3 separate regions of the Homo sapiens genome follow, and all the other regions are linked to region 1. The links are chromatin contacts, found by Hi-C in ENCODE. All regions are on one chromosome and are shown on one strand. Each heading gives the region's core, a stretch centred on a gene start or an enhancer-like site at or near the end of the contact. The rest is flanking DNA. Distances are from core to core; before and after follow the strand shown. Region 1 has its middle 20 kb from the start of ZBED1. Region 2 holds the start of IL3RA (interleukin 3 receptor subunit alpha). Region 3 overlaps P2RY8 (P2Y receptor family member 8).

The links. A loop is a pair of places that touch in the nucleus more often than their neighbours do. Pooled maps may share reads with other maps.
Region 2: a pooled map shows a loop between it and region 1 (5-fold over the local background). The contact joins the promoter of IL3RA here to the enhancer-like site in region 1. A Hi-C loop is called at or near these places in 8 of 37 single-sample maps with no recorded cell type and 5 of 50 pooled maps.
Region 3: a map with no recorded cell type shows a loop between it and region 1 (11-fold over the local background). The contact joins two enhancer-like sites. A Hi-C loop is called at or near these places in 2 of 37 single-sample maps with no recorded cell type and 2 of 50 pooled maps.

Annotation. Positions count from the first base shown.
Region 1 is chrX:2,519,598-2,523,337 of GRCh38, forward strand. No RefSeq gene overlaps it. Among named protein-coding and RNA genes, the nearest start is that of ZBED1, 20 kb to the left of the region's middle. Within about 2 kb of position 1,919, at least 5 of the 41 ENCODE cell types and tissues checked have a DNase peak (open chromatin) inside an H3K27ac peak, as active enhancers do.
Region 2 is chrX:1,334,679-1,338,418 of GRCh38, forward strand. It overlaps IL3RA (interleukin 3 receptor subunit alpha), which reads left to right and starts at 2,107. Exons shown (of 12, transcript NM_002183.4): 1 at 2,107-2,248. LOC101928032 (a long non-coding RNA gene) reads right to left here. Exons shown (of 8, transcript XR_007068376.1): 8 at 2,596-2,838.
Region 3 is chrX:1,480,148-1,483,887 of GRCh38, forward strand. The region is part of intron 1 of P2RY8 (P2Y receptor family member 8); the gene reads right to left. Among named protein-coding and RNA genes, the nearest start is that of ASMTL, 29 kb to the left of the region's middle. RefSeq lists a silencer at 781-949 and enhancers at 1,415-2,126, 1,623-2,122. Within about 2 kb of position 1,709, at least 27 of the 41 ENCODE cell types and tissues checked have a DNase peak (open chromatin) inside an H3K27ac peak, as active enhancers do.

The sequences.
Region 1 (3,740 bases), core at 669-3,168:
ACAGATGTCCAAGTTGGTAGCTCAGGAAGTCTGTAATTACCAACAACATTCTTCATCATCGTCACTGTCATCACCATCATCATCATCATCCTCACTGTCACCATCATCATCACCCTCATCATCATCATCCTCACCATCATCATCATCCTCACCATCATCATCACCATCATCACCATCACCATCGTCATCATCCTCACCATCATCATCACCATCATCACCATCACCATTATCATCCTCACCATCCTCACCATCATCATCATCCTCACCATCATCATCACCATCATCACCATCACCATTATCATCCTCACCATCATCACCATGATCATCATCCTCACCATCATCATCACCATCATCGCCATCATCCTCACTGTCACCATCATCATCCTCACCATCATCATCACCATCCTCACCATCATCCTCACTGTCACCATCATCATCCTCACCATCATCATCCTCACCATCATCATCACCATCATCATCACCATCATCATCCTCACCATCATCATCACCATCATCATCCTCACCATCATCCTCACCATCATCATCCTCACCATCATCATCCTCACCATCATCATCCTCACCATCATCATCACCATCATCATCCTCACCATCATCATCCTCACCATCATCATCCTCACCATCATCCTCACCATCATCATCCTCACCATCATCATCCTCACCATCATCATCACCATCATCATCCTCACCATCATCATCATCACCATCATCATCACCATCATCATCCTCACCATCATCATCACCATCATCATCCTCACCATCATCATCACCATCATCATCCTCACCATCATCATCCTCACCATCATCATCCTCACCATCACCATCATCATCCTCACCATCATCATCACCATCATCATCCTCACCATCATCATCCTCACCATCATCACCATCACCATCCTCACCATCATCATCCTCACCATCATCATCACCATCATCATCACCGTCATCATCACCGCCATCATCCTCATACACATCATCATCATCCTCACCATCATCCTCACCATCATCATCCTCACCATCATCATCCTCACCATCATCATCACCGTCATCATCCTCACCAACATCATCACTGCCATCATCCTCATACACATCATCATCATCCTCACCATCATCATCACCATCCTCACCATCATCACTCTCGCCATAATCATCACCATCATCATCCTCGCCATCATCATCGCTGTCGCCATCATCACCATCATCATCCTCACCATCACCATCACCACTGTCACCATCATCATCACCATCATCCTCATCGTCACCATCATCATCACCATCTTCATTATCACCATCACCATCATCATTATTATCACCAAGCTTAAATGCTTGCTTTGCCCTCTTTTCCAGAGACTCTTGACCTCTGGTTTTACTGTGTGTACCAGAAAAGTCTTCGTAATTATGTGGCCTCTGATTGTTTTTTCTAAGAGAGTAAGAGGAATCACGGTGGACGTATTCTGCCTGAATGTGTCAAAACCGTGCTAAGAGCTCTGAACATGAATATTAACATTGGGTATTTACTTTTCCTGTTCCTACGTGTCTGTTTTTTAAAAAAACAATTTTATCATGGACATTGAGGATGATACGTTGTGGTGCAGTCAGGTATTTTCCTTTATAGAAAGAGTCTATTCCTCTATAGAAGAGTCTATCAGACAGTTAGCTTCGCTGGATATACACTTTAATCTTTGTGTTTGCTGAAGTGGGCAGGAGTTTAAATATCTGCTCAGTTCTTTCAACATCACACTGATGGATTCCTCTTGGTTCTCTGAGGTCTCCCCACACATGCATAATCCAGATGACCAAATATTTGGGCAGCGTTCAAATCCAGACTTGGAGTTCCCTTAAACCGTTGCATATTCCCCTTTTAAACATTTCCTCCTCGTGTTGCAGGGTCTCTGGCAGCTGCCAGCTCTCTCGTGACTCTTCAGGCTAGTAAACCTGCAGAAGTTCTCACTTCCCCAGAATTAAGCGACTTTGGGAAGCCCCCTGCAGAAAGGACGTGCAAATGCTAATCTTCACAGGGCAGTTCCCCATTTGTCAGAGAGTTCCTCTGCCCACATTTCTGCCTGTTTGGGGCCAAGGGTCTTCACATCGTTTTTTAAAAGGCTTCATCCAGAGTTTATCCTTGTGATCTCCGGGACGTTCTGTCCAATACACACTATTCTTCAACGACTGGAAGTGAGAGTCGAGAATTAAGAGCAACTTTAAGGATTCAGATTTGCCAGGCACAGTGGCTTATGCCTGTAATCTCAGTATTTTGGGAGGCTGAGGTGGGCAGATGACCTGAGGTCAGGAGTTCGAGGCCAGCCTGGCCAACATAGTGAAACTCTGTCTCTACTAAAAATACAAAAATTAGCCGGGCATGCTGGTGCATGCCTGTAATCTCAGCTACTTCAGAGGCTGAGGCAGAAGAATCACTTGAACCCAAGAGGTGGAGGTTGCAGGAAGCCAAGATCGTGCCACTGCACTCTAGCCTGGGTGACAGGGTGAGATTCTATTTCAAAAAAAAAAAAAAAAAAGGAGAAAAAAAAGGATTCAAGTTTCAAGTGGTCAAGCAAGAGAAGGCTTTGGCCTCAGAATTCGAGTCTCAGCACTTTCATCTGTCATGAAAACATTACGTCATGTCTTATGACTTAGCTCCTGGTATGGCGAGGCCTTTGAAGTGAGATGATTTGAGAGAAATCTCACATTCTAAATGTGAGGTTTTTAAAATTACATAAGTAATATTATATAAAATATCGGTCATAATGATTGTATGCAGTAAGTGCTCAATAAATACTAAATGTGATTTTTGTGATGTGCGATACATTTCAATGCTTCACTTTAAAAATTGGTCGAATTACACTTGTGATTATTTTACTATTAAAAACAAAATGTGCCGGGCGCAGTGGCTCACACCTGTAATCCCAACACTCTGGGAGGCCAAGGTGGGGGGATCACTTGAGGCCAAGGTTCAAGAGCAGCCTAGCCAATATGGTGAGACCCTGTCTCTACTAAAAATACCAAAATTAGCCGGGCATGGTGGCGTGCACTTGTAGTCCCAGCTACTTGGTAGGCTGAGGCAGGAGAATCGCTTGAACCCAGGACACGGAGGTTGCAGTGAGCTGAAATCATACCACTGCCCTCCAGCCTGGGCAACAAAGCAAGACTGCATCTCAAAAACAAAAGCTAAAACAAAACAAAAGAAAACAAAAAACCCCACAAAATGCGATTATTATTATTACACAGAAGTTTGCTCATTGTTAAGCCTTCTCATACTCAATATTGGATATTTTCTCCACCGTAATAACACCAGAAACCTATTATCCACTGTTTCAATAAGGAAATTAAATCACTTAGAAGTGTTTCGTTTTCAAAAATCTACTGACGCGTTTCTTAAGTGTGTGTAGGACATAATGATTTTCTCCTAAAATGTACAGCATGGGAAAGAGGCCGGGGGAAGGATAATTTTTTAGTGAAGAAAGCTGACAAACACCATCTCGACCAGATAACTGAGGTCAACATGCACTGTGAGAAGTCTTGTGGTTGTGAGAGTGTGTACCCTTGTTAGGATATGACGAGAAGGGCCTGTCCAACTTGTGGTCGTTCCCCCAAAAAACCCACAACCCGCATCTTTTTTTTTTTTTTTTTTTTTTTTTGAGATGGAGTCTCACTCTGTCGCCCAGGCTGGAGTGCAGTGGCATGATCTCGGCTCACTGCAACCTCTGCCTCCTGTGTTCAAGCGA
Region 2 (3,740 bases), core at 857-3,356, 1.2 Mb before region 1:
ACCCCGTCTCTAGTAAAAATTTAAAAATTAGCCGGGCGTGGTGGCAGGTGCCCGTAATCCCAGCTACTTGGGAGGCCGAGGCAGGAGAATCGCTTGAACCTGGGGCAGAGGTTGCAGGGAGCCGAGATCGCACCATTGCACTCCAGCCTGGATGACAGAGCAAGCAAAGCGAGACTCCGTCTCAAAGAAAAAAAAAAAAAAAAACAGGAGCCGGGCTGCAAGGTGGAGGCTCTGGGGAAGGGCTGAGGTTGGGGTGGAATTTGGGAAGGGTGCCGAGAACCAGAGAAGAGTTGATACATTCAGAGGGAAGGGAAGGGCTGTCTGGGAGTGCGCGTGCTGAGTAAACAGAAATAACAGATTTCAGCGTTGGAAAGAGAAGCCCGGGACAGGTTGGTGAGTGCCCCATTCAGGGCTGGACTTTACTAAGGGTTTTTGTTTGTTTGTTTTCTGTTGAGACAGAGTTTGCTCTTGTCACCAGGCTGGAGTGCAGTGGTGTGATCTCGGCTCACTGTGACCTCCGCCTGCCGGGTTTAAGTGATTCTCCTGCCTCAGCCTTGGGAGAAGCTGGGATTACAGGCACCTGCCACCACGCCTGGCTAATTTTTAAATTTTTACTAGAGACGGGGTTTCACCATGTTGTCCAGGCTGATCTTGAACTCCTGCCCTCAGGTGATCTACCCGCCTCAGCCTCCCAAAGTGCTGGGATGACAGGTGCGAGCCACCGCGCCTGACCACTAAGATTTTTTTTTTTTTTTTTGAGACGGAGTCTCGTTCTATTTCCCAGGCTGGAGTGCAGTGGCGCCATCCTGGCTCACTGTAACCTCCGCCTCCCAGGTTCAAATGATTCTCCTGCCTCAGCCTCCGGAGAAGCTGGGATTATAGGCACCCACCACCACGCCTGGCTAACTTTTTTCTTTTTACTAGAGACGGGGTTTCACCATGTTGGTCAGAATGGTCTCGAACTCCTGACCTCAGGGTGATCCACCCTCCTCGGCCTCCCAAAGTGCTGGGATGACAGGTGTGAACCACCGCACCTGACCACTAAGATATCTTTTTTTTTTTTTTTTTGAGACGGAGTCTTGCTCTATCACCCAGGCTGGAGGGCACTGGCGCCATCCTGGCTCACTGTAACCTCTCTCCCAGGTTCAAACTATTCTCCTGCCTCAGCCTCCAGAGAAGCTGGGATTACAGGCACCTGCCACCACGCCTGGCTAATTTTTAAATTTTTACTAGAGACGGGCTTCCACCATGTTGGCCAGATGGTCTCAAACTCCTGACCTCAGGTGATCCGCCCTCATCGGCCTCCCAAAGTGCTGGGATGACAGGTGTGAGCCACCACCCCTGACCACTAAGATATCTTTTTTTTTTTTTTGAGACCGAGTCTTGCTCTGTCGCCCAGGCTGGAGTGCAGTGGCGCGATCTCGGTTCACTGTAACCTCCTCCGCCTCCCAGGTTCAAGCGATTCTCCTGTCTCAGCCTCCCGAGTAGCTGGGATTACAGGTGCTCACCACCACGCTGGGCTAATTTTTGTATTTTTAATAGAGACGGGGTTTCACCATGTTGGCCAGGCTGGTCTCAATCTCTTGACCTCAAGTGATCTGCCCGCCTCGGCCTCCCAAAGTGCTGGGATGACAGGCGTGAGCCACCGCACCCGGCCACTAACATATCTTTAATAAGATCTGTCATCTGAGACCGGGGGCCACCTCCCTGTCTGGGTGCTGTTTCCCACGAGACAGGGAGGAAACACAGGCAGGAGCCCCTGGACACCAGCGTTCACGCCTCCAAGGCTGAATTTACTATGTCAGGAAGTTGCCCAACCCTGCCTGTATAGCCAGCAAGAATTCTAATTATAGCAAACAGAAACACTTGCAGAAAAAAAAAAAAATGAGAACGGGAACATGATAATTTTCAAAGAAAGAGTCTTTCTTTCAAGGAAAGTCAGGTTCATGGTTACGAAGCTGCTGACCCCAGGATCCCAGCCCGTGGGAGAGAAGGGGGTCTCTGACAGCCCCCACCCCTCCCCACTGCCAGATCCTTATTGGGTCTGAGTTTCAGGGGTGGGGCCCCAGCTGGAGGTTATAAAACAGCTCAATCGGGGAGTACAACCTTCGGTTTCTCTTCGGGGAAAGCTGCTTTCAGCGCACACGGGAAGATATCAGAAACATCCTAGGATCAGGACACCCCAGATCTTCTCAACTGGAACCACGAAGGCTGTTTCTTCCACACAGTACTTTGATCTCCATTTAAGGTAAGGTCCCCCCTCCAGGGTGGGATGAGGGAAAAAGAGGGCAGGCAGGGGAGGCGGTGGACTGTGGGTTCCCAAATCCAAGCTGGCAGACACGGGGCATTGGCATGTAACAGGTTTCTGCTGAGACCTGCTGTCCGTGTGGGCACCACACCACACATAGAATGACCCGGTACCAGAGAAGTATGTTTGCGATCTCATTCACCCTTTTGTAAGTGGATCGGACGCTGAAGCCATCATAGCATGTTAGATGCCTTGGGTTTATAAAGGTGATAGCATTAGGAGTAATTTGACAGTGCTTTCTGCTTTTTCTGTGTGCTTGCTAGAAAATGTACACACCTACACATGGCTAGAGTTCTCTGTTTATTAGAAAGCGCTGGTTCAGTTAGTCAATGAGCTCACGCCCAGGGCGAGCTGACTGCCAGCCGGGGAGCCGCTTTTGGGGCTGGGACCCCAGCCTGCTTGTAGTGTTTCTCAGTGGTTTTCAAAGGCTGGCGGGACTCAGAATGTTCCAGATGGCTGGTGAAACCTCAGGTCCCTCCTAGCAGCTTTATTCACAGTAGCCAAGAGGTGGAGACAGCCCTCGTACCCATCTATAGATGAATGGAAAAATATAATGTCCATCCACACAGTGGAATATTACGCAGCCATGAAAAGGAACAAGCAGCTTTATTCACAATAGCCAAGAGGTGGAGACAGCCCTCATACCCATCTATAGACGAATGGATAAATATAATGTGGTCCAGCCACACGGTGGAATATTACACAGCCATGAAAAGGAACAAGCAGCTTTATTCACAATAGCCAAGAGGTGGAGACAGCCCTCATACCCATCTATAGACGAATGGATAAATATAATGTGGTCCAGCCACACAGTGGAATATTACACAGCCATGAAAAGGAACAAGCAGCTTTATTCACAATAGCCAAGAGGTGGAGACAGCCCTCATACCCATCTATAGATGAATGGAGAAATATAATGTGGTCCAGCCACACAGTGGAATATTATACAGCCATGAAAAGGAACAAGCAGCTTTATTCACAATAGCCAAGAGGTGGAGACAGCCCTCGTACCCATCTATAGATGAATGGAGAAATATAATGTGGTCCAGACACACAGTGGAATATTATACAGCCATGAAAAGGAACAAGCAGCTTTATTCACAATAGCCAAGAGGTGGAGACAGCCCTCATACCCCCATCTATAGATGAAGGGAGAAATATAATGTCCATCCACACAGTGGAATATTACACAGCCATGAAAAGGAACAAGCAGCTTTATTCACAATAGCCAAGAGGTGGAGACAGCCCTCATACCCATCTATAGATGAATGGAAAAATATAATGTCCATCCACACAGTGGAATATTACACAGCCATGAAAAGGAACAAGCAGCTTTATTCACAATAGCCAAGAGGTGGAGACAGCCCTCATACCCCATCTATAGATGAATGGAGAAATATAATGTGGTCCAGCCACACGGTGGAATATTACA
Region 3 (3,740 bases), core at 459-2,958, 1.0 Mb before region 1:
AATATGTGCTTACAGCTGATAGACAAGGGCAACACTCATTCTCACACCCTCATCAACAAGGGTGACAGCAACTAGCCTGAAGGGTGAGAGGTTTCAACTCATATTTTCATCACAGCAACAGAGGTTGACATGTTTCTTTCTTTTCTTTCTTTTTTTTTTTTATTGGCTGAGTCAGAGTTTCCCTCTGTCTCCTGAGCTGGACTGCAGTGGCACGACCTTGGCTCACTGCAGCTTGCGCTTCCCGGGTTTTTTTTTTTTTGAGACAGGGCCTTTCTCTGTCAACCAAGCTGGGGGCAGTAGTGCAATGACCGCTCACTGCAGCCTCGAACTCCTGGCCTCAAGAGATCCTTCTGTCTCAGCCTCCTGTGTAAGCTGGGACATGGATGAAGCTGGAAGCCATCATTCTGAGAAACTAACAGAGGAACAGAAAACCAAACACTGCATGTTGTCACTCATAAGTGGGAGTTGAACAATGAGAACACATGGACACAGGGAGGGGAACGTCACACACCAGGGCCTGTCGGGGGGTGAGGGGATAGAGGAGGGAGAGCATTAGGACAAATACCTAATGTAGATGACGGGTTGATGGGTGCAGCAAACCACCCTGGCACCTGTACACCTATGTAACAAACCTGCATGTTCTGCACATGTACCCCAGAACTTAAAGTAAAATAAAAAGAAAATAAAAGAACTTTTTTTAAAACAAAGAACCAGTATGCAAAATGTGCCAAAAAAAACTCTTAAGATTCAACCACTGGAAAAAAAAAAAACCATTTAAACATGGGCCACCTCACGAAAGATGCTTTGCAGGTGGCAAATTCACCTACGAAAAATCACTCCATGTCGTAGCTCATCAGGGAATTGCAAATTAATACCGCCGAGACATGCCGGCCGACAGGTCTCAGGGTGACTAAGATCTAGAGATACCAACAGATGAAGTACCGGAACTCTCATTGAATGCTGGTCACAAGAAGACGGTCCCTGCACCCTCTGACCTTTAGGTCACTCTGCAGCACGCAATACATTTTTTTTTTTTCTTGAGGCTGAGTCTTGCTCTGTGGTCCAGGCTGGAGTGCAATGGCACAACGTCGGCTCCCTGCAACCTCCGCCTCCCGGGTTCAAGCCATTCTCCTGCCTCAGCCTCCAGAGTAGCTGACAGGCACCTGCCACCACGCCTGGCTAAGTTTTGTGTTTTTAGCAGAGATGGGATTTCACTATGTTAGCCGGGCTGGTCTTGAACTCCCGACCTCAGGTGATCCACCTGCCTCGACCTCCCAAAGTGCTGGGATTACAGGCGTGAGCCACCGTGCCCGGCCAGGTAGTCACATTTTCTTCAAGCTTTGGGTTTAAGGGATCCCAGCTTTGGGCTTAAGGGATCCCAGCTTTGGGTTTAAGGAGCCCAGCTTTGGGTTTAGGAGAGTCCAGCTTTGGGATTAGGAGAGTCCAGCTTTGGGATTAGGAGAGTCCAGCTTTGGGATTAGGAGAGTCCAGCTTTGGGTTTAGTGGAGCTCAGCTTCCAACCCTCGCACCCTCAAAGTTCCCCATCTTTGTAGACCCAGTGACCCCTGTTTCTGTGATAACACCTGCCTCTGAACGAACTCTGTGTTCTACTGACTTCAAAGTGACCCACCAGCCCCAGTGAACTGGCAGCTGGCAGGCGTCAGGGGATAGAGGACCTGCTGGCGTCGGCCTCAGATCACAAGGCAAGAATCCTCCTAGCTAAGCACAAAAACGCGTAGGAAATGCTCTGAGCTCTGCCGCTGTGTGTTGATTTTCCTGTATTGCATCACCCAACGAAGCAGACCGTTTGCCCAGCGAGATTTGCATGCTGTCCTCCGCAGACGCCCCGTGGAGATTTTGATCTGCGTCTTCTGCAAAGGCAGCGGCCGCGTTTCTCTGATTTCTGTATCTCATTCTCAGAGTATATAGCACGGGGCTTCATCGCTGGCCAGAGAGCAGATTCTGAGAAACATAAGAAGCCCCTTTTTGAAACAAAATTAATTTGTGTGTGTGGTGTGTGTGTGTGTGTGTGTGTGTGTGTGTATGGGTGAGGATGTCTCAACAGCAGCAAAATCGGCCTCACTCTGGAAGGCAGGAAGCCACTGTACGTGGAATTAAGCTAATTAACATGAAATGCCATTTGGTGAAAAAAAAAAAAAAAACCCAAAGTGGTTGAGTGTGTGGCTCCTGCCCTGCTGCAAAAGAAGAGTGTGGAAATAGCACGTATGCTGAAATTTAAGCACTTCTGCCGTTACTGAGCCACAGTGCCCATGGTTTTAGCAGGTTATGGCAGACAGATTCATTTAACAGATGAGAGAGAGGTGACAGGAAGGTTCGCAGGCTTGACTTCCTAACAGCTGCTCTCTGTTTAAAGATCGTTGCTCTAGACATGAAGTCCTTGCCCATGCCTATGTCCTGAATGGTAGTGCCTAGGTTTTCTTCTAGGGATTTTATGGTTTTAGATCTAAATTTAAGTATTTAATCCATCTTGAATTAATTTTAGTATAAGGTGTAAGGAAGGGATCCAGTTTCAGCTTTCAACATATGGCTAGTCAGTTTTCCCAGCACCATTTATGAAAATGTGGCACATATACACCATGGAATACTATGCAGCCATCAAAAATGATGAGTTCATGTCCTTTGTAGGGACATGGATGAAGCTCGAAACCATCATTCTCAGCAAACTATCGCAAGGACAAAAAACCAAACACTGCATGTTCTCACTCATAGGTGGGAATTGAACCATGAGAACACATGGACACAGGAAGGAGAACATCACACACCGGGGACTGTTGTGGGGTGGGGGGACGGGGGAGGGATAGCATTAGGAGATATACCTAATGCTAAATGACGAGTTAATGGGTGCAGCACACCAACATGGCACATGTATACATATGTAACAAACCTGCACGTTGTGCACATGTACCCTAAAACTTAAATGAAAGATAAAATCAATTATTTTAATTTAAATAAATAAATAAAGATCGTTGCTCAGTGTGAGTTGACGCGGACTTGCCTTAGGATACTTTAATTGTGATCTGGTGGATTCTGCTCATCCTGTTTCCAGCCATGTGCTCAGCAAAGCAGTCAAAGAGAAAGATCCCTGGAGAAGAAACCGAGACGGTCTCAACTACCTTGTTCCTGCCCGAAGTCAAAGCTGGGCTCCCTTAGATCCAAAGCGGGGTTTCCTTAAAACCCAAACAGGAGCCAGGCGTGGTGGCTCATGCCTGTAATCCCAGCACTTTGGGAGGCTGAGGTGGGTGGATCACCTGAGGCTGGGAGTTCGAGACCAGCCTGACCAACATGGAGAAACCCCATCTCTACTAAAAATACAAAATTAGCCAGGCATGGAGGCGCATGCCTGTAATCCCAGCTACTCAGGAGGCTGAGGCAGGAGAATTGCTTGAACCCGGGAGGCAGAGGTCGCGGTGAGCCAACATTGCGCCACTGCACTCCAGCCTGGGCAACAAGAACAAAACTTTGTCTAAAGAGAGAGAAAAAAAAGAAACAACCCAAACAGGAGCTCCATTAAAACCCAAAGCTACCCTCCCTTAGACTCAAAAACAGGCTTCCTTAAAACCCAAAGAGGGGCTCCCTTAGACCCAGAGCTGAGCTCCCCAAAACCCAAAGTTGGACTCCCCTAAACCCAAAGCTGAGCTCCCTTAACCACAGAGCTGGGCTCTCCTAAACCCAATGCTGACCTCCTTTAAACCTGAAGCTGGGCTGCCTTAGACCAAAAG